Linked DNA regions of Mus musculus: regions 2, 3, 4, 5, 6 and 7 are each linked to region 1. Evidence: chromatin loops called from intact Hi-C (ENCODE). Cell type or tissue: left cerebral cortex. All regions are shown on one strand. Region 1 holds the start of Sec24b (Sec24 related gene family, member B (S. cerevisiae)). Region 2 overlaps Enpep (glutamyl aminopeptidase). Region 3 overlaps Sec24b (Sec24 related gene family, member B (S. cerevisiae)). Region 4 holds the start of Pla2g12a (phospholipase A2, group XIIA). Region 5 overlaps Egf (epidermal growth factor). Region 6 overlaps Mcub (mitochondrial calcium uniporter dominant negative beta subunit). Region 7 overlaps Gar1 (GAR1 ribonucleoprotein).

Region 1 (4,000 bases):
AGTTATCCTCTGAACTCTATGTGCAAGGAGGGGCACAGTCATTTATACCCAGGCACACATAATAGACAAAGCTGCTCACAAACCATGTTTTCACCTGGACAAGTGTGATACAAATGACACCGTTCACCTTCAAAAGCTCTTGATACTAAACAACAACTATAAGAAGCATGAAATATTGATAAGTAAGACCAACCTAGGGATCTTAAGACTAAACCATCATTTTTTTTTAATTGTGAATAAAAAATTCCACCTGATTCTTGGGGTGTTTCGTGTTTGAAAAGCATTACTGATTTTCCAAACTTTGGCTGTAAATTTGATTAGCACGCTGTGTAAACTAGGCCAATGATTTGATGAGTATTGAGTAGTTTTGTTTTTTGACACAGGGCAGAGGGATTTTCTTCGCTTTACTTTGGGAGGGTCTCATTAGACACACTCAACTCTCTAAGGAGGGCCCCTCCCCTACTTAGGAACATTCCAGATATCCAGAGCAGGGGCCAGGCACGCTAGGGTAAGATCATTTCTCAGCAATAACTCCTGCATGCTCGGAGCCTATAACCTCTGTATGAAAGCCACAGTCGTGTTTCCCTACGCAGGCCTTGCATCAAAACAGGGCCAAGCAACTCTGGCACGTTTTCCTAGACTTGAAAGTGAAGCTGGAGATGGGGGACTCTAAAGGTGTTCGCTTAGTTGACACCTGCTACCCCGGGAACACTACACTACTACAAGCGAACTCCAAAGGCTTGAGCAGCAACCGCAGCGGCAAACCACAACAGATCCGAGGCCGAAGTGGGTCGGGGTTACAGTTACACTTCTGCAGCACATTTACATCCTTCTGCCTACAAACTTGAGTGCAAACTAAGTTCCCTTCCAGGCGGCGTGCTCGCTGGGCCTTAAAAAAAAAAAAATCAAAGCTACGTTCCTGGGGCCCGGAAGGATGCGATCCACCAGGTACCAAGGTTGCTCCCAGCCCTCCATAGACCAAGCACTCTGCGGCCCCGGCGTCCTGTGAGCTCTCGGGGCCCAAAGGGTCGCCCGGGGCAACCGGCCGGCGCCCAGGTCGGAGCAGACGGTCGTGCGGGCCGCCGACCCCTCCACTCCGGCCTCGGTCCGCGCGGGAGGGCAGGCCTGGATGGCAGGCGGCCGGCGGCCCCGCCCTGCCGGCCCTTCGGTCGCTCCCCTCGCCGCATCGCGGCCTCCAGGCTCCACCGCGGCCTCGGGGCCCCACCGCGGCCTCCCCGGTCCGGCCCTGCCCTGCCCGCCCCCAGCCACCGCGCAGGCCGCCCGCCCGCCCGCCCGCTCTCCCTCCCTTCCGCCTGCCTAGGCCCCACGCCGCGCCCCGGCCTCCCGCCTCACCGTTCTGCTGCGGCGGTGCCAGGCCGGAGACAGCTCCGCCGAGCTTGGGCGGCATCCGGGCGCCGGCGGCCGGGTGAGGGGACCCGGCGGGGGCCGACATGACGGCGCGGCTGGCGGCGGCGGCTCCTCCGCGGCGGGAGATGGGCGGAGGGAAGGAAGGCGGGGCCGCGGAGGAAGAGGAAGAGGAAGGAACGCGCCCGCGTCACAGGCCGAGTCACTCTCACCGACGACCGCGGCCCGGGCACCCACGCTCGGCCGCGCCACCACCGCACGCGTGCGGACCCCGGCCCAGCCCTCCCGCGCCAGCGCCCCCTGCAGGCCGGAGCTGCGACCACCTCCCCGCACAGGCCAGACTGCGGCTGCGGCGCCGCCGCCGAAGGGAAAGGCGCGGGCCACGGTGGCCGCCGCTACCCGGATGGAGCCTGCGCCCTGCAGTGCTGCAGAGCGGTGCAAAGCTGCGGGCTGAGGTCCCGAGTCCTGGGTCACGCCAGTCCCAGCCCACCCACGTACCCATCCTCGGAAGAGGAAGCCTGGCTTTGGATTTGTTATTTATTCTTGTACAACGCCACCCCCCCCCACTCCAACTTAATTCCAAATTAACAGCGCAATCAAGCTAAATGTTGATTGAAAATGTGTAATTCCCAAGCAGAGAGAAAACATTTCTCTATGACAGATTCCCCATAACAGTGGCAGTAAAGCCAGAACTTTGACCAGTGGCTTTAAACGCTAGGAGAAAGATGAATGCCTAATACTAGGAGAGCTTGAAGACGAACTTTATATTCCCCCCACCCACCAAGGGTTGGCTCCGCCCGCCCGTTGGTGTTTAGGAGAGCTGTGGCATCCAGAAGACAGGTCAGCTTGCTTTGACTACCTTAGTGAAGTCTTAGAAGCAATCTCCCTGGTCCGTTCAGCATGCTGACTGGCAAGTAAAGACTACTTTATCCAAGTCATTTGGGCATCTTGGTCCCAACTAGGTCACGGTCACACAGTGGTGGGTGTGCAACTGCTCAAAAACGTTCGGATTCAGAATGTGATCTAGTAAGATGGCATTTCCGGAGCGCTGGAATCCTATTTACTGGAAGGTTATGCCAACCTCAAAGGTTCGTAGTTCTAGAACACAAAGCCTTCCTTAAATAGTTGCCGTGAGTTAATGACGGATGCCCTATCGAACCGCACTAAAAATAAACTTTGGAGTTCTGAGATTTCCAGCCACATTATGCTCTGTATTCATGTGTATTGTGGCTTTGTTCGCAGCAGCTCAGCCTCCCTGAGCTAGAGATCACACCCCCACTTCATCAAGGAGGTCACAGTTCAAGCCCTTGCCAGGAGTCCTTTGAATTTACTAAAATTAAGGGTGACACCATGTGAGTAAGGGAAGAATAGGCGATTGGCTTTCTGCCTCTGCAATGTGTTCTTGATGTTAGCTGATTTCAATCAGGTGTATGGATATGTTATTTCTTCAGGGAAGATTCCTCACACAGACTGAGATATTACACTTCCATAGATCTCCATAATGTAATGGCTCCAAAATTATTTACTTCCGTTGGTCGGTTGTGTTGGGCCTAAAGGAAACTTCCGTACCCCAAATTCCAAATGGCAATCCAAACATCAGCCTGGACTATAGGAGGGTTTCTGGCAGTTAGATAAAAGGCAGCCTTCCTAACAAACCTGGGAAACTGTTCCCCACTGTGATGGTTTGAGTAGGTATGGCCCCGAAGACTCAAGTGTTTGAGTGCTTAGCCCATCGAGATTGGCACTATCAGGAGATGTGGCCTTGATGGAAGAATTATCTCACTGTGTTTTGAGGTTTTGAGGTCTCATATGCTGAAGCTACACAAGTATGGTGCAGTCTCCTGCTGCTGCCTGCAGATCAAGATGTAGAATCTCCGCTCCTCCAGCACCATAATCTGCTTGCAGGCTGCTATCCTTCCCACCCTGATGATAATGGACTAAACCTCAGAAACTGGAAGCCAGCCCCAAATTAAATATTTCTCTTTATAAGAGTTGCTGTGGTCATGGTGTCTCTTCACAGAAATGAAACCCTAAGACACCCTCCATCAAAAGGAGTTGTTTCTCATACCTCTAGCAGGAGCGACTATATATATATAACTACCTGTGGTGTCCATTAGCATATCAAAATCCATGCTGCCCTCCATCGTTCCTCTGTACCACGAATACCTGTTATACATCTCAAAGTCCATCCTAGCCCGTCTCACCTCATCCCCACCCTAAATTCCTTTCAGCTCACAGGCTCCTCTCCCCTCAGCTACTCAGTCTCCTTAGAGCCCTGCTATTTTTGCTATATCTTCTCTCTTCTGTGCTCTCCCTCTCTCCTTTGGCTCCTGATTCTCGTCATGTATTCTCTTTTCTCTGCCTCCTGCTATTCTCCCCTGCCTTGTAGAGAGACCTGCCCATGTCCAGTCTGCTGGCCATGTTCATTAACACACACACACACACCCCTACAATTAAAACCTTCACCTTAATCATACCATGGATAAATCATACTATCAGTTTATATAGGTTGAGTTTTTGGGGGTGGGGTGGGAGTCTTATTGTTTATTTGTTTCGTTTTCCTTTTGAGACAAGATCTCACTATGTAGCTCCAGGCTGGCTATGGACTTGTAGATCCTCCTGCCTTAGCACCACT
Region 2 (4,000 bases), 760 kb before region 1:
CTTTAGCCTTTCTCCCAGCATTCCATACTGCCCACAGCCCCGCCCACTCATGTTCAACACCTGGCTTTATTTTTTTCCACTGCTTCCACTCTTTTATTCTTTGATGTCCATGTCCACATAGAAGATAAACGTGGGCAAACGCTCAGTTCTGCCACTTGGCTAGCCTTGACCTCTCTGTTGCCTAAAGGCTGTACCTTTACACTGTCACATGCCAATCATACCACGAAGGCAGGACCTAAGTGTACGAGCAGTATTTCTGCTGAGTAATTTCTCCTGTTCTTTTAAAGTGAGTCATCTTTACCCGAGCTCTGACGGTGGCTGCGAAGGATCAGCTTTGGAGTCCAACAGAAAGCGTTTCTGGGTGATGTTCTGCCTTCCACTCACAGTGACCACAGGATAACCCATCTGGCTAGTCCAGGTGTCCATCACTTCTTTCACTGGCAGATTGCTTGCCTGTGGTTGGGAGGACAATGGAGCTCCATTAGTTTGTAAATGCGGGGAAATTAAAAATAATTAGTGATATTAAAATGTAAATTGCTTCGGAATTGAGCGGACAAGGCCTTCCTCACCTCTTGCAGTGAATCCCAAAAGTCGGAAGTTTTTGCATTCGCGAACTGGAATTTTTTCAAGTAAATCTGTAAAAGATGAGTACTTTAAAGGCCAGTCTTCCTTCACCCAAACCTCCCATAACTGCTCCTGGTGTTTCCATGGCATGAGATAACATAAGCACACACACACACACACACACACACACACACACACACACAAACACCATCCAAGAAACAGCAGTGACTTTCTTGCAGTAAAACATCATTTCCAGACACTGATATTTCAGTGCTGTTTGATTTTCATATGATTAAGTATTGTTTCCATTTTTCAGCCGTCTTAAAGGTGGACACTTCCTCAGTTCTTGAACTTAAATGCTAGTGGGTCGAATTTGCCATGCTAAGGAAGAGAACAGGCATGAAGTCTTTTGAATAATGATCAAGGTGGTTATGAGTAGATAGGAGAAGTTACTCACTTAGGAGAGCAAGTCTTTATTCTTCAAATACTTTTAAAACATAAATCTTTTAAATAGAAAGCTGTCCCTTTGGAAGTTTTGCTCACAAGATCTCTGCATGGGAATTTCAGAAGCACTGAGACAGCCCCCCACCCCCACCCTGAGAGCTATCTCAGTCTTTCCTCATCCCTTACCTGGCCAGTGCTGGGGGGTTGGTCTTTGGAGACTTGCCAGTGTTTCTGCTCTCTCCCTGTCCTGTGCGATTTAATGTGTGGGAATCTTACCTAGAAATCAAACTTTTCAAGTGTTCCCAGGGCGTAACTTTGTATATAACATTTAATCTCTAAGTTGCTTTAAAGTTTCAGGAAGCACTATATGTAGGTCACATTATCTTCTATATTCTTCTTTGTTCTGGGCACTTAGAAATAAAACAAACTTCCAATCCCAGAACCCCTCCAAACATGGCTGAGGCTGCCTTGGAATCCTGCCCCTATGTTAATTCTTTTGGTTAACTCACTACTCAATACTACCACCAGAGGGCAGACAAAGGAAGGAAGAAGTGTGTTTCTGATCTTCATTCCAGACTCTTAGTATATAGTAACACTTAGTATATAATAACAGTTCTAACTGTAGCTACAGGTTAATACCATCTTCTAGGGAGCAATGCCTTCATAAAAGCATCGTAGAGGAGTTCATTTGCTCAGTGGGTTGTGTTTTGTTTTGTTTTGTTTTGTTTTGCTGATTCTTGTTTACTTTTGAGACAGAATTTCCCTGTGTAGTCCAGGCTGGCCTTGACCTTGTGTCTATCTTGCTAAATATTGTTTGTTTGTTTGTTTGTTTGTTTGTTTGTTTGTTTTTTGGACACTTGCAACATTTTTTCAGCAGAGAAATAGGCAAGCCATCTTGGAACTAGATAGGGCCTTAAATATTACTTAATATAATGCTCCTGTTTTTGTAATGAAAGAAATGGCCCTGTGTCCTTGGAGGAAGAGAGGAGTGTCTGAGACTGGTTAGCAGGAATCTGACTGCTGGATCAATGTGTGGGTATTAGTTTGGCTTTTCCTCCTCTTCCTCCTCCCCCACCACCTCCTCCTCCTCCTCCTTCTCCTCCCCCTCCCCCTCTCCTCCTCCTCCTCCTTCTCCTTCTTCTCCTTCTTCTCCTTCTTCTCCTTCTTCTCCTTCTTCTCCTTCTTCTCCATTGCAGTTTATTGTTTCTCATGAAATATAAGCCAGATTGAATCTTACATAAACAGTACCAAAAAGTACCACTTTTATCTTTGCCAGGTCAGTGCTTCCTAATAGTCAACACTCAGAATTTCCTTTCTTCTCCTTATCACAGTCATGTTAACTTTTGAGTCTAAATCACATGACAAGCCAGGCCATAGCTCCCTCGTTAGCTGGTACTGGTGAGCACAGACGGAAAAGGAACAGTGTGTGCTGTTAGTGTCCTAGGAAGGAAAGGCCTTCCCAGATCAGCCATTCATCTTTACCCAGGTAATAGTAGAACAAGAGAAGATAGATACATTTCTCATACATTTCTTACTAATGTCTCACCATCTATTGCACCTTTACAATGCGCAATTGTGGCCCAGGAGTCTTTCAGTGAATGACAGCATCATTCTGTTGTGTGACGCTGTACTTGGTAAGACGAACACAGAAAAGGAGACAACTGGTCGACCCAAATTTCAGAGTCCCACTTTTCCTAATGGAGAATCAGCCTGGGTAGAAAGCTAGAATTTATAAAGGAAAGTCCTTGAACGCCAGTTTCCCAGACCATGGGACTTTGGGGCAACAGCCATGGTGTGATGACAGGTGTGTTCAAGGGTGAGTCAGGTGACAGGGTGAATGTCCCAGGTGATCTTAGAGCTACACAGATACCTGATAATACCAGTTCCGGTTTGAAAATTGAAAGAAAGAAAAAGTGCGTTGATGTTTTTTTTCCTATAAATATATCCACTCCATAACACTTTAATTGTATAAGACATACTGCCTATTAGCCATTGAGCCAGGTTAAATTTGTAGGACCATTTGTAGTCATGGCTAGAGACTGTTGTAACTTGAGAAATATTAGTCTCAGGTGAGGCTTTTTAAGTTAATGACAACACACTAGGTTAAGGAGGACTGAGAACTTGTTGAATGGTCTGAGGATTTATTGAGTGGTTATCCTGGCTGTCTACTTTTCTGATAGTTCTCTACAAAAGTTAGTATGAAGAAACATTTAATTTAAACTCAGCTCTTAAGATACTGAGAATGTCTTAACAGCAGTTTAAAATGAACACTATATGAATAGAAGTATAATAAGTTTTTAAGGAACGCTTTCTTTTCTCTTGCTTTTTAAAAAGTATTTTTTAATTTATTTTGAGATAGGGTCTCACTGTGTACTCACTGTGTAGCCCTAGTTGACCTGAAATTACTACGTAGATTAAATTGGCCTTGAACTCACAGATATGCCTGCCTCTGCTTCCCAAATGCTGGGATTAAAGGTATGCACCACCATGCCCAGGGTTTTTTATTATTATTTATTTATATGTCCAACCCTATACATTATAGACATTCACTCAACAAACATCTTCTATATCTCGTAATATGTGAAAAGTTCTACAGGCACTGAAGCACACCTAAGGGCATGGGAGGCAGGGTCTACATGAAGATGCTCACAATAGAGGAGTGCTGAGAATTGAGTCTGAAGCTCATAGGGAGTTATACATGCTCATAGCTGCTGCACCACATATCCCCACAGGATGTTTTGTTAATGAACAAAATATCTTTGTATGTACCCTAAATATTTTCTAAATATTTTCTTCTCTTGTTTTAATAGACACATAGGCATTTTACTATTTATCCAAAATAGGGACCACTACATTTAAGATATCAAAGCATTAAATAAATGTCACCTATGAAGACATGGCAACAGGAGAGTTATGGGGGAGGGATTGTCCTGTAGTGCCATGATCCTAGAAAACAGCATGACAAAGAACTGATAATCTGTGTACAAATGTT
Region 3 (4,000 bases), 64 kb before region 1:
CCAAAGAGTACGCATGGAGGGACCCCTGGCTCCAGTTGCATATGTGGCAGAGGATGGCCCTGTTGGACATCAGTGGGAAGAGAGGCCCTTGGGCCTGAGGGTGTTCAATGCCCAGTGTAGGGGAATGCCAGGGCAAGAAGACAGGAGTGGGTGGGTGGGTGGGGGAGCACCCTCATAGAGGCAGGGAGAGGGGGGACGCAATAGGGGGTTTCTAAAAGGGAGACCTGGAAATGGGAAAACATTTGAAATGTAAATAAAATATCCAATAAAAAATATATTAAAGAAAAAAAGAAAGAAAATAAATGACACTGGGGACAGAAAATCAAGCCACAGTTTGATCTCTAAAAAGCCATCCAACCTTTGACAAGACACTACTTTTTTTCATCTGTAAATAAAAGGATTAGGGTAGGTTTCTAAACACTAAAACAATAATTGATCTTGTTAGTGTGTGGGTATGAGTGCAAACGAGGCTAGAGGAGCTGCAGGTCTGCTGGTCAGATGGGTACCAGGGTACCACCACACCCAATGCTCATCACGTGCGCTCCTCAAATTTATGGCTGCTAACTGAGTAAGAAGAAGAATACACCTAACCCCCAAATAAAGGAAATGTGGCTTCAATTCTTCCTGGCTATTTATCACCGCCGATGAAGCAATGACGAGGACACAGATGACTTGACTTTGTGGGGAAAGAGAACGCCCGTGGTTATGATCCAAACACTCGACATACAATACCTTGGTACTCGACCTCTGATTCGGATCTTCTCTGGACTGCAGAAGTCCTGCCCCCAAGGAAGGTAACTGTGTCTGAAATACAGACACGCGGCCGCCCGTGGGAGACATGAGTTTGAAGGCAGCCTGAAGTGCAGGTCCAAGGGCACTGTGTGTTTCTCTGGTATTGATGAACATACTTGGTAATGCATTCAGTAAGTCTTTTATAAGCTGAGGAAAGAGTGGAGGGTGAATTACTGAGACAGCGGGACAGTTTTCTTCTCAAGCACACTCCAGGGTAAAGCACGGCAGCTGCGTCTCTGGGCTGTGAAGGAGGCTCACTAGATTCCTCCCTCCAGTGTCTCACGCACTGCACCAGGAAACCAAGCTTACTGCGAAACTGCTGAGGCAGTAAGTGTCTTGACATTTTGAGAAAACAAACTAATCTCACCTCTTTGCTTTCATACAGATTCACAAGCAGACTATCCGGCGTGGGCAGAAAAACATCTACAGGGACAAAAACACTCCATCAGCACACAGTCGGGAGAACATCAGAAAGTAGTGAGGGTTGGTTCTACAAAGACACTTGCCATGCATATTGGAATTCTGCCTTAGTAAATACATATACTCCATATGCTTCATATATACACATGCAATGCATGCGTGCGCATGCACGCACACACACGTAAAAAGTTAGAACCAAGCATTTCCAAGGTATACCAAATCATGCTCACAGCACATGACCCCACGGTAAAGTCCACAGCTACAGAGACTCCCCCGCTGCCGCTTACCGTCTATATCAGATACAATCAACATCTGCGGCTGGGATAACCCTTCTTGTAGATTGTAGAAGTGAATGGTGCTGTCAAAAGTCATGAATCCTATTCTTGTTCGTGAATCTCCAGGAAGCCTTGTGACAAAAATGACAACTTGAAATTCAAAGTGTCCAGTCACATTGTTTACAAAACAATGACACAGCACATTAGGCCGCAGAGTAGCTGCACATGACTTCATACAGGGGACAGGAATATGAACCACACACAGGAAAGTGACAGATTCAGTGTCTTGTTTTCAGGCAGGAACACTCACATTAATTTGGGCTCAGAAGGCGAACTAGCCTTCAGGGAAGAACAAACAGAACTCAAGTGCTTTCTAGAAGCTCAACATTGCATGCCGACTTTCTCCTAAGGCAGCGTTCTCAACCTCCCTAAGGCTGCACCCTTTAATACAGTTTCTCACATTATGGTGACCCCACCGTAAAATATTGTTGTTGCTGCTTTATAACTGTAATTTTGCCACTGTTATGAATTGTAATGTAAATATCTGATATGCAGGACATCTGATATGTGACCCCTGAGAAAGAGCCGTTTGACCCCACAAAGGGGTTGTACCCCACAGCGAGAGAACCACTGGCCTAAAGTGCTGGTTGTTTTGTTTTGAGACCTGGACTTTCGTCACTCTGGCTGGCCTTGAACTTGTGGCTCTGCTGACTCAGGTGCTGAATTATAAAATTACAGGAGTGAGGCACCACATCTTACCCTTACTCTTAAATAAAGATGTGCTCTTATTTTCTGTCTTAGTACCACACAGTAGTATAACACATTGCAAGTGCTGACTCCTGAAATGGATGACTAATCTGCATATTCAGACACAGTCTCCAGGGCAGGCAAACCCAGGGCTGAATGCACTCTCTGGGAAATACTTTTCAGGAAAAGGTTTTTCAGTAAAAACACTAACAACGTTGTTAGACTTTAAGGGGCGAATTTTAAACAAAAATTAGTTATGAACATCAAAATGATTATTATCAATCACCAGGAAGTTGTCTGTTAAAGAACTCAGTTTTCAAAACAATCCCACGGCCCCAAGAATGCAGCCCGCCTGCCACTCGCCCCTCAGTTTCCGTCATTACAGAAGTGCATCTCCAAGTGTGCCCGCCCAGCTGTGTTCATGTGGTTACATAGGGTATGATTTAGAATGCCTTAGGATATTTTTTTTTAATACAAATGATTCCAAGGGTTATTGATGGCTCAGTGGTTAAGAGCACTTGCTGTTCCTGGGGAGAACCCAAGTGTGGTTCCCTAAACTGATAGAGGCTGATAAGATCCTAACTCTAGTTCTGGGTATCCAATGCCCTCTCCTGCTCTCCCTGCATCCCAGGCACGCATGCAGTACACATCACTGAGCTATGCAAATCTTCAACAGCAGAACGTGTGCCAAAGCACAACCCTTCCTCCTGCTACGGATGACTGATGTGTTTGCTCAGATAGTCTCAAGGCCAGTCAAAAACACAGTATTCAGGGGCCGATACTGCTCAAGACTTGTCTCTAGAGATTAATATGCACTCCTTTGAGAAGTTCAGAAGTCTGATGGCATTAGTCAGCAACCAGAGTCAGACTCCTGACCTCCCCCACGTTCTCTCTTTTAGGAGCATCTGCAGAGCGCTGGACTTCAGGAAATGGGCTACTACAGCGCTGGATGTGCTTCCAGGCTAGCTCTGCCCTCACTCTCCCAGGGTCTATTTTCTGTTGGAACCAAGCAAAAATAACTCTTTCCCATTCTCAGTTTTGCCCTTTTAATTTTATGCCATCTAATCTATAAATAGTCACTTCTCACTGGAATAACCAGGGCCGTCTCCTCGTACTTTCCTGAGACTAATGGAGGACATGGATTGCTGGAGCAGGAGACACAGTGGGAACCTGCTCCACTACTCAAGTACCTCCAGGGGCCCTGAGCCCAGGGGGAACACAGACTCCTTCACATCTGCTGGCAGACAAGCAGGTGAGAGTTAAGACACTATATATACTCTGCTCCAATTTCCACGAGGCAGCAGCGTGTGGCTCATGCACGGGTGGGTATGCAGAGCTCACTCTCTGGCTTCCGAACGATTTCAGCACAAACTCAGCTCCTACCTCCCTCTCTTCAAACCAGTCTCTCACCATACAATACAGCTAGCTTGTGAAAAAATGCCTTGTACAGCCATAAACTATAGCTAGAGTCTATAGATATTTGTATTTTAAATGTCTGGAGATGCACCCACACTGTGGAATAAACAAAATCTAGCTAATTAATAGATACTGTCAACACCTGGCAAGAATACTTAACTCAATATTTTCAGGAACATCCTAGCCAGTCACCAACTCAGCAACAGCTGTGAAGGCCTGATCCTTTCATGCCAACCCCCTACTGCCCAGGCAGCCCAGCCGCTAGCCCCCCACTTACAGATCAGCTGTGATCTATAGATCTATAGGTCCATCAGCCCAGATGGGACTGAAACCACATGGCAGTGCCTGCT
Region 4 (4,000 bases), 180 kb before region 1:
TGGCTCGTAATTTCTCTCACTGTCCTTCCCATCCATCCCCAGCTTTCCTTTCAGGAACCCAGGAACCCGTGGCTGCTGGCGGCTACGATGATAACAATGATGATGTGTTTGTAGGTGCACGTAGACGTCTGAGGACAACTTGGGGGAACCCCCTTCTCTCCTTCCACTGCGGGTCTCGGGTACCAAGAGGCTATTAGGCTCATGTAGCAAACGCTGAGCTTTCTCACTGGCTCTTAGCGTTGCTTTTGTCAGAGTACTTTCTCACAGCAACAGGGAAGAAAATGAAGTCACAGATGAGGTTCTCAGGCAGCTTTCCAAAGGCCTTGCAGCTTGAGGGGCCAGCCACACACAGGATGGAGAGCAGCTCCGTGTCCTGGTACCCATAGTGCATCAGAGAAAAGGACAAGCTGGGTGTGGCCTCGTGCCCAAGACTTGAAACCACTGAAGAATTAAAGTTGAAATGGGAGGCAGGGAGGAAGAGGCAGGGGAGGGTGGAGGGCTGACATGAGATATGGAAGACAGGAGATCCCAGACTGTTCCAAGGGAGACTGAAGAAGACAGAAGCCACCTTGGGGAAGGAGAATGCCCCTGGTTCTAGATGGGTCAAGGAAAGAAAATACAGTGTCTGGGGACAAAACTGATGACGACAGGGTACCAGGGAGGGGGATCTGAGTCTGTGGCAATGGTGAGATTTTATTTTAATTATGAGGTGACTGCTGTGGCCATGGATGGCAGATCATAAAGAGAAGTGAGGAACTGAATCCGGTTTAACCAGTCGTGTTATTGCATCCGTGTGCAATAGACGAGAAAAGGTGCCAAAGAATCTGGCATTTGAGAACGTAATCCCCAGAGAGAGACACGCGGCAACCCGTGTCCTCAGAGCACAGGTTATTGTTAAGGTAAAAGACATACATTCAGCAAGATGTAAATGTGTAAAGAAATAGAAAAGAGAGAGGCTTGGCGCCAAGATCCTAGCACTTGAGAGGATAGTGTGTTCAAGGCAAGTTGGAGGGCAGCCTGGGCTACAGGCCAAGACTCTGTCTCAGAAAAATTAACTGAGGGCTGGTCCCAGGTAACCTTACCGCATTTGTCCCGCTTCGGAAGACACACTCCTGCCTCCCTTTCCTCTGCCTAGTCGGTGATTAGCTTTTTCTCTACAGTATTTAGAATTTTAAGGAGGGATAACTGCCAACTTCTCCTTCCTTAGAATTAGAAGCAATGGAGGAAGTGCTCTGGCAGATTGAGCAGAGTTCCATCTTCAACAATCCTCCAGACCATGCTGCGCTGCTAGGACTGCGGCTGATCATAGGGTTCCCACAAGAACCCAGGAGGCAAATCCAGGCTTGGTAGGGTGCAAGGCCAGCCCGTGTTCAAACAGTTTTCTACGCTGGACCCCAGGCCTTGTCCAGTAAAGGCTGGGACTGCGGAGCCCAAGGGAGGCTGTGCTACTGGAGTCGTTCTAAATTATGGTGTCTCGGTAAACAGGAGAGCTTTGTAAAACAAGCAAGCAAACAAACCTCACTAGGAGCTGGGAGGCGGTGGCGCACGCCTTTAATCCCAGCAGGCGGATCTCTTGAGTTCGAGGCCAACCTGGTCTAGGTGAGTTCCAGGACAGCCAGGGCTACACAGAGACCCAGTCTTGAAAAACAATACAAAAAACAAACAAAACAAAACAAAACCAATTCACTGTGGTGTTGAACCAAAGCAATGACTATGTCTAGGGCATTGGCAAGGCGTTTTTAAGACTCCATAGAGGCAGGACCGTAAGCTACGGGAGCGTTCCGGAGACCACGTGGGCAATGAGGCTCCCACGCTCGGGCGCATGCGCACTGTGGGCAGCGGCGCGCGTGCCCGGGCGGGCCCACCGTTCGGCGCAGCTCAGTGACGGGGCGCGAGCTCGCGAGCGCGGAGGAGGCCGGGGGCCTGAGCCGGAGCCGGAGCGCGCGCCGCTGCCCAGCCCCGCCGCGCCGGCCCCGCAGATGGTGACTCCGCGGCCCGCGCCCGCCCGGAGCCCCGCGCTCCTCCTCCTCCTGCTGCTGGCCACTGCGCGTGGGCAGGAACAGGACCAGACCACCGACTGGAGGGCCACCCTCAAGACCATCCGCAACGGCATCCACAAGATAGACACGTACCTCAACGCCGCGCTGGACCTGCTGGGCGGGGAGGACGGGCTCTGCCAGTACAAGTGCAGCGACGGTGAGCCGCGACAAGGGGGCGCGGGGTGGCAGGGGGTTGGAGGCGGGACAGTCCCCGGAGGCTGGGGGGTTGGGGGGAAATGCGAGAATCCGAGCCAGGCAAGTGGATGGGGACGGGTATGAAGCGAGAAAATAAAGGGACTGGTGCCAGGCAGGGGGATGTGTGTGTGTGGAGTGTGGAACAGGTAGATGAACAAGTGTGGAGCAGGTGGATGGGGCACAAGTGGGGGGCTAGAAGATGGAGGGGTACGTGTGGGGCAGGTTGTGGGGCGGGGGACACTTGCGGAGCAGGGGGGCGGGGACAGGGAAGCGGGATGGAAGGACGAGTGCGGGACAGGGGGATTAGGGGAACAGACGCCAGACAGGCATTGACTGCGTCCTCGGGTGTGGAAAGAATGAGCAGCGCTTGGAGCGTGCTGTCCTTGGGATTGAGCAAGCTGGGAACAAATGTGAGAGGTCACCTGAGTGCGCGCTCTGCACTCTGCTCTCCTTTGCATCTGAGCTTCTCGCCCTCTCTCCCCGCCATTGCACAAAGTTGCCTAAGAACTTTCTGATGTACGGGGCGGGGTGGGGGTGGGGGGCGGGAAAGGTGGGAGGGAAGTGGGACAGACTGAGTTTAGCACGTGCGGTCATGCACAGGCGCGCGCACACACATCATGTAATTGGTTCAGCTAAACATAGAAAGCCAAACGACAATTTAAAAGCCATCAGTTGGTGTTAAGTGCCATTTTGTTTGTTTACCTGCAAAGCTAGGTAAAATAAATTGTGGCTTTTGTATAGATTTCTGATGTACTTGGTTTTTGAGGGAGGTATACTGCATTGAAAAAGTTCCCTAACTTCTGGAAAACAATCTAAGACTTGCAGTTTTGTCTTGATTTGATTTTTGAGACAGGGTCTCAGGTAGCCCATGCTGGCATTGAAGTTGGTATGTAGCTGAGACTGACCTTAAACTCCTGTTCCTTGGCCACCCAGGTTTTGGATGACAGACACAAGCCATCTTGTCCGCCTTGTAGCTTTCTTGGGTATCACTGGCCTCTCTTCCTTATTCTCTGTCAATATTAGAGTTTGTCTGCTCATTCCTTTCATTGTTTTTAAACATTCTGTTTGAATCTGAGAACTTGTTTCATGGCAGCGTGAATAGTCATAAAATCAGCACTTAAGGCAGTGATTTGAGTGAGGGTTTTTTGTTGTTTTAGTGTTTTGTTTTATTTTAAAGCATTCTGTGTGTGTGTGTGTGTGTGTGTGTGTGTGTGTGTGTGTGTGTGTGTGTGTTTTGAGGGGTGGGATGAGGCTTCTGTTTGGCAATTCAGAATGTTAGGATATAGAACTTGTAAAATCAAGCTTCTTATGAGATTAGCCAAGGCTACCAGCTGAAAATAATAGGGAAATTCATGACTTTAGTGAGAAACCCTGATTGCAGAGTTGGTAAACTTAATTTTAAAAAAGTCTCTCCTGTAAACCTGTGACGTCCCTGCAGCTTATAAGTCTACAGATAGCCTCCATCTTTATGATAATATAAAGAACATTCCATTGAATTCATTCTAGGGATCTCCATTTGCCTCCAAAACTTAGGCCTAAAACCTTCCACCGATACACACCAAAAAGAATATTTTCTTCCTGTACAATATTTTGTTTTTGTGAGCTGTATTAGTGGGGTGTCGTGGGTAACAAGGAGTAAATGATAACTTTGCTAAGGCACAAGTTCTATTTTTTTTATTAGATATTTTCTTTATTTACATTTTAAATGTTATCCCCTTTCCTAGTTTCCCCTCCCAAAACCCCCTATCCCCTCCCTCCTCTCCCTA
Region 5 (4,000 bases), 330 kb before region 1:
CTCTGTTTGTATCTTAAATTCTGAATTCCGTGTAACATTCACCCCATCGAGAAAACTTTTCTTCTCTTTGTTCAGTCCATTTACCCCAAATGAGGCTTTTTTTTTTTTTTTTTTTTTTTTAGTTTTTGGAAGGAGGGTTTCTCTGTGTAGCCACCACCACCCAACCCCAATGATTCTTACAACTAAGTATTTGGCAGTCCCTAAATATTTAGCACATATCAATAAAAATTAAGAGTACCATTTTTATAAATTAAATTATGATACTTAATGTTTAGAACAAACCCTCAGAATGTTTACAACAAATAGTATTTTATAGATTAAGAATTTTGTCAAGGATCAAATAAGTGTAGAATTGTGACTCAATCTCACACCTTCTGAGTGCTTTTTATATATGGACTCTGTGTGTGCGCTCATGCACGCCTGTGTGCCTGTGTACATACGTACTTAGAATGTTACAGTGTGTTAACCTCTGTAAAACCTACGATCACATTTTGATTCACTTGCTTATTGCCTTTCTTACGTGTAAGTTCTCATAAATAACTGCCTGAGCCTCCTCAAAGGTTCTGCAAAGTATGTAGTATAGATTTGGGGAATGGGCAAGGGGGTTCTCTGTGAATACACACACAGACACACACATACAAAATAAAGACTTGCCGTTTTGTGCTACTGGAATTTTAAACTGTGGTTTAAAAACAAAACAAAACAAAAAGCAATCACCCGAACAGGATTTGGCTACTTGCTATTTTTATCCTTCTGGATTCCTTTTAAGAATTAGAATGGAAAGCAACCAGTGGCTTTGAAGGAGTTGAAAAATAGGTGTTTTGGGGCCGAGGATGAATGGAGCATTTGCTGGTGTGTACTAGTTCCTGTGAGCAGCTGGGAGAACTAGCATTTATGACACCCTCCCTTTCTTATTTTATGCCCATTACTGACAAGCCTGGCCATCCCATACAGTGAAGGTGGGGAAACTGAGGTGTGCATGAGCCTGCTCCCCTGTCCCCTGTGTCCCCAGTCGCACAGTGGCCTTGCATCCCAGGCCTTCAGCGGCAGCATCACCCCAGAAAGAGGAACCTAGTGTTCATCTTTCCTATGCAGACAAGCCTCAGATGAGCTCCTCTGGTGAGAGATACTGCAGGGCAAGTATCAAGAGGCTAGTCACAACCGATAGAAGCATGCCAATCACTTAGAAAGGAAAAGCCATAAAAGATGCTTTGGGTGGTTCTGGGAAACAAACTCTTTCTTCTTCAAACATGCACGTCTGGGAGAGCATCAAGTTTCGAATTTTCATTTCCTATACTAGCTCCTTGGAGCAACGCTATATTTGATATGGAAAGATTCCTCTGTGTATAGGAATTCAAGCAGATAAATGGTAGATAGTGATAGAGGGGATGGCTTCACTCTGAGCTCTTAATTAAAAAAAAAAAATGATGTTAGTGACATAGGCACTAATCAGCAGCGTCTAAAGCCATTGTGCAAAGGGCAGAAGGGAAGTTTATAGATGGTAGACCGAGCTGGCAACTTCTGACCTGCTGGTTAGCCAAAACCTGACCGGGAGCTGGCCCCTGTGTGTCTGTCAATTGGTACAATCGGAGGGGTGCAGTGCCGCCTGCAGGCTTATCCAGGAAGTGTTCCTAAAAAAATACTGGCTCTTAGGCTTCTGGGGCCAATGCTCCAATTCTGAGAACGACAAGGGAGACAAACATGTTAAGCAACACCAAAGGTGTGGAAAATTCAGAAAGTGGACAGCGATCCAGGACAAATGAATTGTTTTCTCGAACAAACACAGGACAAGGAAAAGCTACAGGTTAAATAATCTGAGACCCCATCAGCAGGCATGCGGGAAAAAGCAATGTATGAGCCCTCACAGCAAACAAGGAGCCATAAAGACATAAAGAGCATCTTCAAGTATTTAAAAAGGCATTTCAAATGGCAGCCACTTGGCAACAGGAGAGTCCTGTACTGTGAGGCTGGCTTTGCTTGAGCCAGGGCTTTCTCGCCAGTGGCATGGATCTGTGACACTTGTTAAGATGTGACAGTAGCTATGAGTGACTGAACAATCCATATTTTATTTTAAATGTCTACAAGTAGTAGCTTACAGAATTAAAGAAAGTCAGTGGTGTTTTGTGCATGAAGTCATTGTCAAATCTTTCACACCATTTGGAAGACTGGTTCCCCTACTGGCCAATGAATATGCTTTTGAGACTCATAATCTTAAACCTCAGATCTACATCTAAGGAAAACAGAAGAAAGAAGAAGAACAATAATAAAATTAGACCCTTTGCTAAATAACGCCTGTAAGCAGTCAAAACATAAAGTCTTTAGAAGTTCACCATTAACACACCATAAATAGTGTGCACACAGAAGTTCATTAATACTCCATTGATAGTGTGCACATAGAAGTTCATTAATGCACCATTAATGATGTGCACAAGGAAGTTCATTAATACATCATTGAGAATGTGCACATAGAATTTCATTAGTACACCACTGATAATGTGCACATAGAAGTTCATTAATACACCACTGACAGTGTGCACATAGAAGTTCATTAATGCACCATTGACAGTGTGCACATAGAAGTTCATTAATACACCACTGACAGTGTGCACATAGACGTTCCCACACTGGGTTTAGTGTAATCCTATAAGATCAGGGCAGCAGGGAGAGACCAACTTACCTGGGCTGACACAAATGTGAGTTAAAGTCTTTGTTTGGAATCAGCTAGAAGGAGCTCAGAGTGGGTAGGGCATGGGAAGGCTTTTCTGTGTTTAAAGTGCCTGAAAGGGGAAGTGTGAACTCCGTGGTCTCTTTAACCAGCAGGAGGAGTAAATGGGTAGATGACAGGTTTTCCCAAAACAGTTCACAGAAATCTGTGCTATGACATAAATGACCAATGGAGTGAGAGTCCATGTGGTCAGGGGGGGAGATGCATAGCGTCAATCACCCGCGTCAATCACCCTGAGTTCCAATCCCAACCCCACCACACTGGAAAGCACCCGAGATGTGTTTTTAGTTTCTAAAACAGAACTCAAAGCCCACCCTTGTCCATAAAGTTATCACGAAGTTAGACGACATAATCTAGGGAAAGGCCCCAAGTAGAAAACTCTGGGGACAGTCAATGAGTAGGCCTGCTGCTCTTAGACACAAAGGCAGTGTTCTGAGATATCACCTATCTTGCAAACTGGTTCCTTCTAATTTAGGGGGGAGCACGCCAAGGGTGGAGTCGGGGTGGGGCAGCGTCCACATTTGTTTTTTCCATCACTAGTTAAAATCCTCTTGGCTTTGGAGTAGAGTGGAGAGCTGTATTCCCTGTCTCCATTGCTAAGGAAGTTTAGAGAGACTGGCAGTGACAGCTAAGCATGCTGGGTGCCATGTGATTGGAGAACTTCTCCAAGAACACACTCTCTGCAAATATGTTCTCAGAACTCTGGGGTGCAACCACTAAGTTGGTCAGGAAAGGTGTTCTCGAAGGCAGTGGTGTGGAGCTGTTTCTTGGAGGATAAGAAGAGGGCCAAGGAAGAAAAGGGGAGCGAGTGGAAGGGAAGAGAGGAGAGGAGGGGGGGAGGGGAGGGGAGGGTAGAGTTTGGTTCTGGAGTGTGCTGACTAGCCTGGCAGAAAGGAAGCCCTTCTTGGGAAGAATGTCAAACCTCTGAGGCTATCTGGGACAGGGAATGGAAGACACCATGGTACAAAATGAAACACAGACCCCCGTGACGTACAAAGCCATGAAATGCACAGAGGGGCCAGTGAGGAGACTGTGCATTCATTGCTGAAAGCTGTCAAAGGTTTTAACTAAGATGGGACAAGGTCAGATTCTCACCTGTGGAGGCTGTTGGTCCCTGCAGCCTAGGAAATGGAGGTAGGGTATCTAACTTCCTAGGGAGCAGTGGGGGAGGGGGAGCTCTGGGAGGGAGCACAAGGAGGTTTGCTTACAGGTGAGGAGTTGTTAGAATCTGGAGGTTGGGGCATTAAACAGGGAGGAAGGGGCAACGCCTGGATT
Region 6 (4,000 bases), 140 kb before region 1:
GCAAAAAAGACGATGGAATTCGCAAACGACAGGAAGAAGGTAACTGGCTCCATGATATCCCAGGAGTACACCCACCAAGTAAGCCAGGCCAGCGCCCCGCCCTGCACGGAGAGCAGAGCTAAGCCGGCCCACAGGAGACCACTGGTGTTGGCTTCCGACCGGGCTTCTATTGCAGCTTTGACCTGGAGGAAGGGAAAACCATTCGGTTTATGAGTTTGCCAACTTAAGGGAGAAACAAAACCAAGAAGAAGCAGTTGAACCAGTGAACACTTTGCATTGCTTTGAAGAGGTCATGTAGGTAGAAAAATGACATTTATGAAATATATAACAATGGCTTATTTCCAAATCAGTACATTAACATTTTTAAGTTATAAAGGTAATATCTGCTCGTCGAAAACAAACTAGCCAGGCGTAGTGTCACATGCCTTTAATCCCAGCACTCAGAAGTCAGAGGCAAGAGGATCTCTGAGTCTGAGGGCAGCCTGGTAAACAGTTACAGGACAGCCAGGATCACAGAGAGACCCTGTCTCAAAAACCAAAACCAAAACCCATGAACACTATAAGAGGTTTACAATTAGAAGCCTATAAGCTGGTTTTGAAACCCATGTGAAATCCTGGGCCTCTTTCTTTGTCCCTCCAAGGCCACTCTGTGACTCATCTCTCAGGCACTCTGTGCAGAGATGCACTCTGTCCTGTGAAATGAAGCAGGGTCATCTCGTAGATGGAGCTGTCTTCCCCAGACTTGCTGTGCAGATCAGGCTGGGTTTGAATTCATAGAGATCTGCCTGCCTCTGCCCCACAAGTGCTGGGTGAAGGCAGGCACCACCGTACCCAGAATATCATTTCTTAAAAAGCAAAACGTGGGTAAATAATCCAGAAAAAACAAAACCAAAAAAGTGCATCTCTACCGTTCTCCCAGTGCCTTTGGAGATAATTACTGCATTTCTAGAGTTTCAAGTCATACACGAAGACCCATTTTTTAAATTATTTTATTTACATTTCAAATGTTGTCCCCCTTCCCAATTCCCCCTCCATAAACTCCCCCCACCCCATTTCCCCTTTCCTTTACCTCTAACCATTTTTTAAATATTATAAGTGGAATTACAGCTTAAAGAATTCAAGTTTTCCCTTAAAACAGATGACCACACCCCATTCATCAATCAATCAATCAATTAATCAATCAATAGATAGATAGATAACAATCAGGGTTTTTGTTTGTGTTTTCCCCCATAGTTTGGAGAAAAGACCCATAGGTTTTGAGCCATTACTAACTTGCCACCCACAGTTCTCTTAGGCAGAAATAAAACCTGAGATGTAGCACTCTACAATATCCCATTTAACAGTCTGCTGTCCAGAGACTTCTGGTGATGCTGAGGAGGCAGAAGATCCCAGCTCTGGGTCAGATCACCTGCCACACACTAGCTGTACACCTCGGTTGCCTTGTGCCCTCATCTCAAAACCAGGAAGATAGTACTCGTCTCACAGGTCGCAGCTCACAGCCCATTTTCAGACTGAAGGAGAAAATAAGCATACACAAAATACCCCAACGCTCCCGTGACAGGCACTCACTCCTTAACAAAAGGCTTGCGTCAATTGCACACAGACAGGCTAGGAAGCCTTCCCACCTGCTCCAAGGGCCGCAGCTGTTCCTGCAGGTGGTCGATCTTCGCCATCAGATGGCGCTCTCGTCTCTTCTGGATCTCCTCTAAATGCAGGATAGTGAATAGTCTGTGAACCAAGGACTTGGTGTTTTCCAACTCAGTCATATGCTCTCCACTTGGCTCTTCTGAGAAAAGGTAAGAGAGACCGTAGGCATTTACCACGCGGTTTTTCTCTAGGTAAGTCCAGGCCATGAAATCTGAGTCCCTGAGCTTGGTTGGCTGAGCTCTGGTCTGGGCCTGCCCCCGCTGTTCCTTAGTCCACCAGGATTTAGTTGATCACCAGTCTCGTCCAAAGTCAATTTGTAGTGGTAAGTAACCAGAGAGTGGGTTTAAAATTCAACTTTTGGGGGTCAGATGTTCCTGTATCCTTTCGTATTGTGACTTTATGGTGGCTTTAAAAACATCACATATGGGCATGTGTGTGGTCTCAGGATGGAGATGGGCTGAATGGGTTAAAAGCAATACCTGTTTCCAAGAAACCTCAATGGCAACGATGTACATGGGGAGAAAAATGAACGGACACAAAAGAGCAGCCCCTGAGCTATAGGATCTGACAGCAGTATGGGATAGGACATGAGCTATAGGATCTGACAGAGCAGTTGTGAGATAGGACAAAGCATGTTTCAAACCAAAATTAGGAAGAACAGAGGAAATCATTATATAGTAATAAGGGAGACAATCTATTTAGATATAATAATTACAAATATCTATATATACACACACATATATGTGCATGTGTGTATGTATATGTATATATATATATATATATATATACATATATATATATATGGAACATTGATGCACCCAGGTTCATAAACACCATTGGGCAACAAGGGGCAGATCAGTCCAGATACAGTAATGGGAGGGTCACCATGACTTCAAGGCCAGGCCAGGTCACATAGCTCATAACTCCAGTCCTGGCTACAAAATGAGAACCTGCCTCAAAAAATTGTATAAAACATATTTTTACAACCTCACCATGCATACACACACACATTGTGTGTGTGTGTGTGTATGTGTGTGTGTGTGTGTGTGTGTGTGGTGTTTATGGGTATGTGAATGTCTTTGAATTTTATATGTAATCCATATTAATCAAAAAGCCATATTAATCCAAAAAGTCAGTAGACATTTCAAAGTTAAACTCTACCATAGAATATTTTATTCAAAACCTATAGGGTATACATTTTTTTTTTTTTTTTTTGGCCAGGCCATGGAGTTTTCTCTAAAACAGACCACTTATTCTAAAGAGAAAGAGTTAGCAAATATAAAGAAGGAAAAAGAAAGAATTCCTTGCAGCTTACCCGATCATAATGATTACAGTAGAATTACACTAGAAACCAGGAGTAAGAAGCAAAGCACACACTATACACCCTGGAGACTGGACCAGAGACGCTTGAATAGTAAGTGGTCCTTGGACAGAATCGGGGAGGAAATGGAGAGGCCCTCAGCCAGCTGAAATGAAACCACTGCTTCCCAGAACCGTGGATAGAGCGCTGCAGGGTCGGTCATAACTGAGCACCACATTAAAAAGTTAGGTCTCAAAGAAGCAACCCAATCTTATTGCTCATTACAGACCCGCTTTCTAGGCTCTTGGTATCTTCTTGTTTCAATATTGGCAGGTCACACATGTCATTGTAATTTATCCATTGGGGCTTAGAAGAACAGAGACAAGATAAACCCAAAGTTAGTAGATGTGAAGCAACAAGGACTAAGGTGGGATTCATGAGCCAGGCCAGAGCAACAATGGGTTGGTGAGACAAGTTGGTCCTCACAAGGGAGAACAAGGCTGACGAGCCTTCGGCCAAATTAATCAAGAGAACAATAAAATGCAAAAATGAGCTGTATTACCATAGAAATGACATCTGGAGACGCAGTGAGGAATACTTTCAGAATATCTTTAACAAATTGGAAAATTTAGAAGAAACTGATAAATTTCAAGACATGTATGACCTACCAATATTGAAGGAGGTATAAATAAACCAGTCTAAAATGAGTAATAAGATTGAATCAGCAGTAGTCTCCAACAAAGAAAAGCTCAAGGCTGGATAGATCTACTGCTGTGTTCTACTCTGCTTTCTTCCTTCTTCTTCTTTTTTTTTTTAAGATTTATTTATTTATTTTATGTTTATGAGTACATTGTAGCTGTCTTCAGACACACCAGAAGAGGGTATTGGATCCTATTACAGATAGTTATGAGCCACCATGTGGTTGCTGGGAATTGAACTCAGGACCTCTGGAAGAGCAGTCAGTGCTCTTAGCCACTGAGCCATCTCAACAGCCCCCCTACTCTACTTTCAAATATATTACACTGGTGATTTTTAAACTAGCCCATGAAATAG
Region 7 (4,000 bases), 230 kb before region 1:
CCACCACCTCGGCCACCGCCTCCTCTTCCTCCTCCTCGACCTCCCCTGCCGCCACCGCCGCCACCTCTGGGAGGTCCTTTCTCACCAGGAGGACGAGGCAGAAACCTCTGCAGCGGCAGCAGCTTGTATGGGTCTATATAGAACTGCAAGTTGAGTGATAGTTAGTATGACAAGGGCAGTATGCTACAGGTGAATCTACTTAGGTTCAAACCCCACTCCTGGCGTTTATACTGAATGGTTCTGGACAAGGACTTAGTCTTTCCTCCCTCTAATTAGGTTTCTTATATATAGAATGTAGATAAAAGTACCTATCACAAATTTCTGTGAAGATCAAAAGACACATAAGACAGTGCTGTGGACTGCACAAAAACACATAAAAATAAGGCAAATTCAACCCTATTTTAAATAAAAAATGTCCTAAAAATTTACATTTTCACTTAAGAGAGCTGCCAAGAGAAAATTATCTGAATTATAGTACAATTGGGAAGACTTTGGTAAATTAGCTATTTTAAGAAAGTATTCTATTAGTTTTTCCATCTACAACCAGTGGTCACTTGCTATTAGCAAGTTGTCTCCATCTACTTTCCAGTTCCAATCTGGCTCTTGGGACCGCCATTCCATAAGCTCTTTGACAGCTGACTACCCATTCCTGAATCCTCTGAATAGTATGTGTACTTGACCACAGCTAAGCACTCCTCTTGGAAACTAGTCTACTTTTCTATCCCTATTTGCACAGCATGCTTGTGGTGAGCAGCCACCTTTCCTGTAACCCTGTGCCAGTAGTTTAAATCTGAGATGGGGCCTGAAGCTCTCCTGAGTGCTGCACTGCGGCCATCCTTCCTAGACAGTGTCTGTTCATCGACCACCTCCCAGCATTATCTCTAACCTATACTCACCCGTGAACGCCTAATCTTCTGCCGACCTCAGTTATCTTAAACTCACTATACCCCAAATGAAATTCATTGTCTTTTTTCAACCTCTGTTCTCCAATGCTGCCTAAGTCAGTGAGTAGGATCATAAGGCACAAAGATGCTGGAATCCAACACCTAACAATGGTGATAGTTACCACACCAACTGACTCCTCCTCCTCTGCTCACAGCTCCACCTCCTTTCAATTTCCATGGACTCCAGCTTTACCCCATAGCAACTGTGGCTTCTTACAGCCTACACTGCTGGTCCTTCCCTAGAGGGCTTCTCTGTCACTCCCGTGCTCTTTTAGAGCACCAATGTAAAGATCAAGTTCACCCTAGTATTCAGAAACAATGTTAAAACTAAAATCTAGTCTTTCTCAGGATGTATAAAGCTCCTTCTTACCTCGCCAGCCTTTTTTGAATTGAGAACTTTCCCTACCCCATCATCGCAGACACTTCAGTTTTCTCCATGTAGAATACACTCCCCTCTCTGGCAGCCTAGTGCTGAAGTACTTGTCTAAGGACATCAAAATTCTCCAGCCTTCTTTCCTGAAACTTCATTGTGAGTGCTACTTAAGGGCAACTGGGTCAAATTTATAAGAATGGGATCTTCAAGGATGCCATTTTAAGAGCTGTCTTCAGGTATTTGTGATGCACACCAGGTGTAAGACTCTTAGCTTCCAGTTTCAAAAGCACCACCTCAAGGAAGGCTAAGACTAAATACAGATATATGTGAAAACCTTTAGTATCTATCTACATATGCCAAGCATCTCAAGATGACCTGGAATTCACTACGTAGCCTAAGCCAGACTCAAAGCTGCTCTCCTGCCATCTCTCTGCCTCCAAGTGCTGGGACTACTGGTTCATTGTTACTTCTCAGCACTGGTAAGCTTCCACTGGGTGTGACAGCACACACTGTAACTGCAGGACTTAGGAGGTATAGGCAGGAAGGTCATATAAAGTCAGAAGCCAATGTAAGCTCAACAAGTGAGTTCCGGGCCAGCTAGGGCTGTAGCAGAGACACTTGGGTAACTCAGTGCTTGGTTACTACTGTGGAACAGCCTCAGCACTTCACTTCACGAACTGGAGGAGCTGTGAGTGTCTCAAGGAAGACACACACCACCCCCTCTGAATCCAAAATCTTAATTTAAGTATGACTCACCTTCTGTAGCTTTTTAAAGGAAGATGCCTTCATGTTTTCTGACAACTTAACTGAAAAATACTATTAATTAAATTAAGGAAAAAGACACTAAGAATGCCTAGCTATAAGAAATTTCCAAGTAGAAATGGCATTTTCTTTAAAATAATTAAAACAAAACCAAAAACCCAAGAGACAGAAGAGCCAATACAATCTGGTGGCACGTATTCAAATGGCCACCACTCCCAGAACCCAGAGGACAGCCATCTCTCCTTGGCGCATCATTTTTAAATATGGACGGATGCGCTCCCTACAGATCCTCCTCCGTGAGACTCGTCTGTAGCTTTGCTATCTCACTGAATGAAACAGTGAGTTTGCTTTGATATTTCTGGCTGGGGAGGAAGGGACACGATAATTCTTAACAAGATTGCTGACTCACCCAATCAGAAAGGATACAAAATCTCTAAGCTGTCCAAATATCTCATCCACTTTCCCGACTTGCTCTTTGTTTTCTAAGTAAACAGGGGCGTTGAAGTAGGGCACCTTGTTCTCCTCGGTGGTACATTTACACACGATGTCATCTTCACAGGGATGCATGAATTCTCCTAACACTGAAACAGCACAGAACAGACACGAGGCCACTGCAAACACTGACCAACTCGGGAATCCAGTGGGCTTTGCCACTTGTCTTTCCCCATATCTGATCCCCTCTATGGCAGAGCTCAGCTGTCAACACTGTAGTCCCAAGTTAGCATGCCACTACCAGGGGACCTAAAAGAGACTCCCCTTCTGTCTGTACACTGTAAAATGAGGCCAGTCACATCTAACTGCAGCCACACCTGATGCTAAAGCAACAGGAACAACAAACTAGGTGCTTACAATGGTGCTCACTCGCTGTCCACCAGTTACCCTGTCATGGCTGTTACAGCTGCATTCAATGCTACGTTCCATTGACTCTTCTTCCTCCCCAGCCTCAAATGTGAACCACTCTGGCTTTATTGATCCCTCCCTCCTTTCTCAGAACTCATCACCACTACCACTTCTTCACCAGTGATTATCCCTTCCTGGGAAGTGTGCAAACACAAGGCACCTCTGTTTCTGTAACCCAGGATTAATACCATTCGCCTACAAAACTAACTCCCCAACCTTAGCAACAACTAGAACCTTTTCTTCTCACTATCAGCCAAGTTCTACTTATATTTCTTTTGAAATCCCTTCTCCATCCGTGTGTCCAATGCACAGACTTCAGGCAGCATGGAACCCAGGGAACTATGAATGTGGCCCTACACAAGATAGTACACACACTTATTTACAACATGATTTTGCAGGGTGCAAGGGAATGAGTGTTCAAACTAGGCTGCATGGTTATGGAGTGTGAATTCTGTAGGTATTTTCTGGTAACTGAAAATATGAGCTACGAAAACTAAAAACTTGGCTTTGTGTTTCAACTATATCACTAAGGAATCATACTTAATCCTAAAAAGTGTTCTGCCCTTTAGAAGGAGCCAGGTACTCAATGTTGTCTAAGTCTCATCTTTTCAGTCCCAACTCAAGTTCACCTCCACACTGCATTTCGGTTCTCATGATCAGTCCCTTATACGTGTCAGGGCACTCAAGCGACTTGCCTTTCGGAGTCTTATCAACAAACGCACTAATAACTTAAACCGGATTCTATTCCCAATGCAAAGGAGGTTAAGCTCAGAAGACGACTTACAGACGACACGTTCTGGAGGCCCTTGATCTTGAAATTTATTAAAGCCTCCACGACCGCCCCCTCGTCCAAATCCTCCTCGGCCGCCGCCCCTGAAACTGCCGCCGCCGCCGCCGCCTCCGCCCCTGAAACTGCCGCCGCCGCCTCCGCCGCCCCCTCGGAAGTGGTTGTTGCTGCCGCCGCCACGGTTGAAGCCTCCGCCTCCACCACCGCGATTAAAGCCTCCGCGACCTCCGCCTC

The links. A loop is a pair of places that touch in the nucleus more often than their neighbours do. Peaks named below come from ENCODE experiments on the same cell type or tissue, not always from the same donor. Only the 100,000 strongest peaks of a DNase experiment are listed, where the experiment ranks them.
Region 2: it touches region 1 in a loop (4-fold over the local background); 7 of 42 quality-filtered maps call a loop at or near these places.
Region 3: a loop joins it to region 1, with 3 times the contacts of the local background. A loop is called at or near these places in 7 of 42 quality-filtered maps.
Region 4: it touches region 1 in a loop (2.3-fold over the local background); 7 of 42 quality-filtered maps call a loop at or near these places.
Region 5: a loop joins it to region 1, with 3 times the contacts of the local background. A loop is called at or near these places in 9 of 42 quality-filtered maps.
Region 6: a loop joins it to region 1, with 3.0 times the contacts of the local background. A loop is called at or near these places in 28 of 42 quality-filtered maps.
Region 7: it touches region 1 in a loop (4-fold over the local background); 22 of 42 quality-filtered maps call a loop at or near these places.

Annotation. Positions count from the first base shown.
Region 1 is chr3:130,059,216-130,063,215 of GRCm38, forward strand. Sec24b (Sec24 related gene family, member B (S. cerevisiae)) reads right to left here and starts at 1,692. Exons shown (of 24, transcript NM_207209.3): 1 at 1,354-1,692. The coding sequence starts at 1,453. In left cerebral cortex, a CTCF peak has its summit at 1,687 (motif pointing left); DNase peaks (open chromatin) are centred at 816, 1,594 and 2,277; H3K4me3 peaks cover 2,521 bases; H3K27ac peaks cover 2,168 bases.
Region 2 is chr3:129,298,529-129,302,528 of GRCm38, forward strand. Enpep (glutamyl aminopeptidase) reads right to left here. Exons shown (of 20, transcript NM_007934.3): 9 at 570-635; 10 at 302-453. Among named protein-coding and RNA genes, the nearest start is that of Enpep, 32 kb to the right of the region's middle. In left cerebral cortex, a CTCF peak has its summit at 1,523 (motif pointing right); a DNase peak (open chromatin) is centred at 1,536.
Region 3 is chr3:129,995,182-129,999,181 of GRCm38, forward strand. Sec24b (Sec24 related gene family, member B (S. cerevisiae)) reads right to left here. Exons shown (of 24, transcript NM_207209.3): 12 at 1,500-1,618; 13 at 1,160-1,215; 14 at 733-939. Among named protein-coding and RNA genes, the nearest start is that of Mcub, 27 kb to the left of the region's middle. In left cerebral cortex, no CTCF peak of the experiment used is centred here; DNase peaks (open chromatin) are centred at 1,098, 2,362, 3,153 and 3,496; H3K27ac peaks cover 1,072 bases.
Region 4 is chr3:129,876,740-129,880,739 of GRCm38, forward strand. It overlaps Pla2g12a (phospholipase A2, group XIIA), which reads left to right and starts at 1,867. Exons shown (of 4, transcript NM_023196.4): 1 at 1,867-2,196. The coding sequence starts at 1,980. In left cerebral cortex, CTCF peaks have their summits at 2,196 and 2,396; DNase peaks (open chromatin) are centred at 1,326, 1,851 and 2,799; H3K4me3 peaks cover 1,923 bases; H3K27ac peaks cover 525 bases.
Region 5 is chr3:129,729,026-129,733,025 of GRCm38, forward strand. All of the region lies in intron 5 of Egf (epidermal growth factor), which reads right to left. Among named protein-coding and RNA genes, the nearest start is that of 6330410L21Rik, 23 kb to the right of the region's middle. In left cerebral cortex, a CTCF peak has its summit at 1,626 (motif pointing left); no DNase peak of the experiment used is centred here.
Region 6 is chr3:129,916,961-129,920,960 of GRCm38, forward strand. Mcub (mitochondrial calcium uniporter dominant negative beta subunit) reads right to left here. Exons shown (of 8, transcript NM_025779.3): 5 at 1,626-1,786; 6 at 1-182. Among named protein-coding and RNA genes, the nearest start is that of Gm40150, 12 kb to the left of the region's middle. In left cerebral cortex, a CTCF peak has its summit at 1,673 (motif pointing right); a DNase peak (open chromatin) is centred at 1,675.
Region 7 is chr3:129,826,832-129,830,831 of GRCm38, forward strand. Gar1 (GAR1 ribonucleoprotein) reads right to left here. Exons shown (of 7, transcript NM_026578.3): 2 at 3,764-4,000; 3 at 2,506-2,660; 4 at 2,074-2,133; 5 at 1-143. Among named protein-coding and RNA genes, the nearest start is that of Gar1, 2.6 kb to the right of the region's middle. In left cerebral cortex, no CTCF peak of the experiment used is centred here; DNase peaks (open chromatin) are centred at 1,981, 2,454, 2,675 and 3,642; H3K4me3 peaks cover 1,423 bases; H3K27ac peaks cover 59 bases.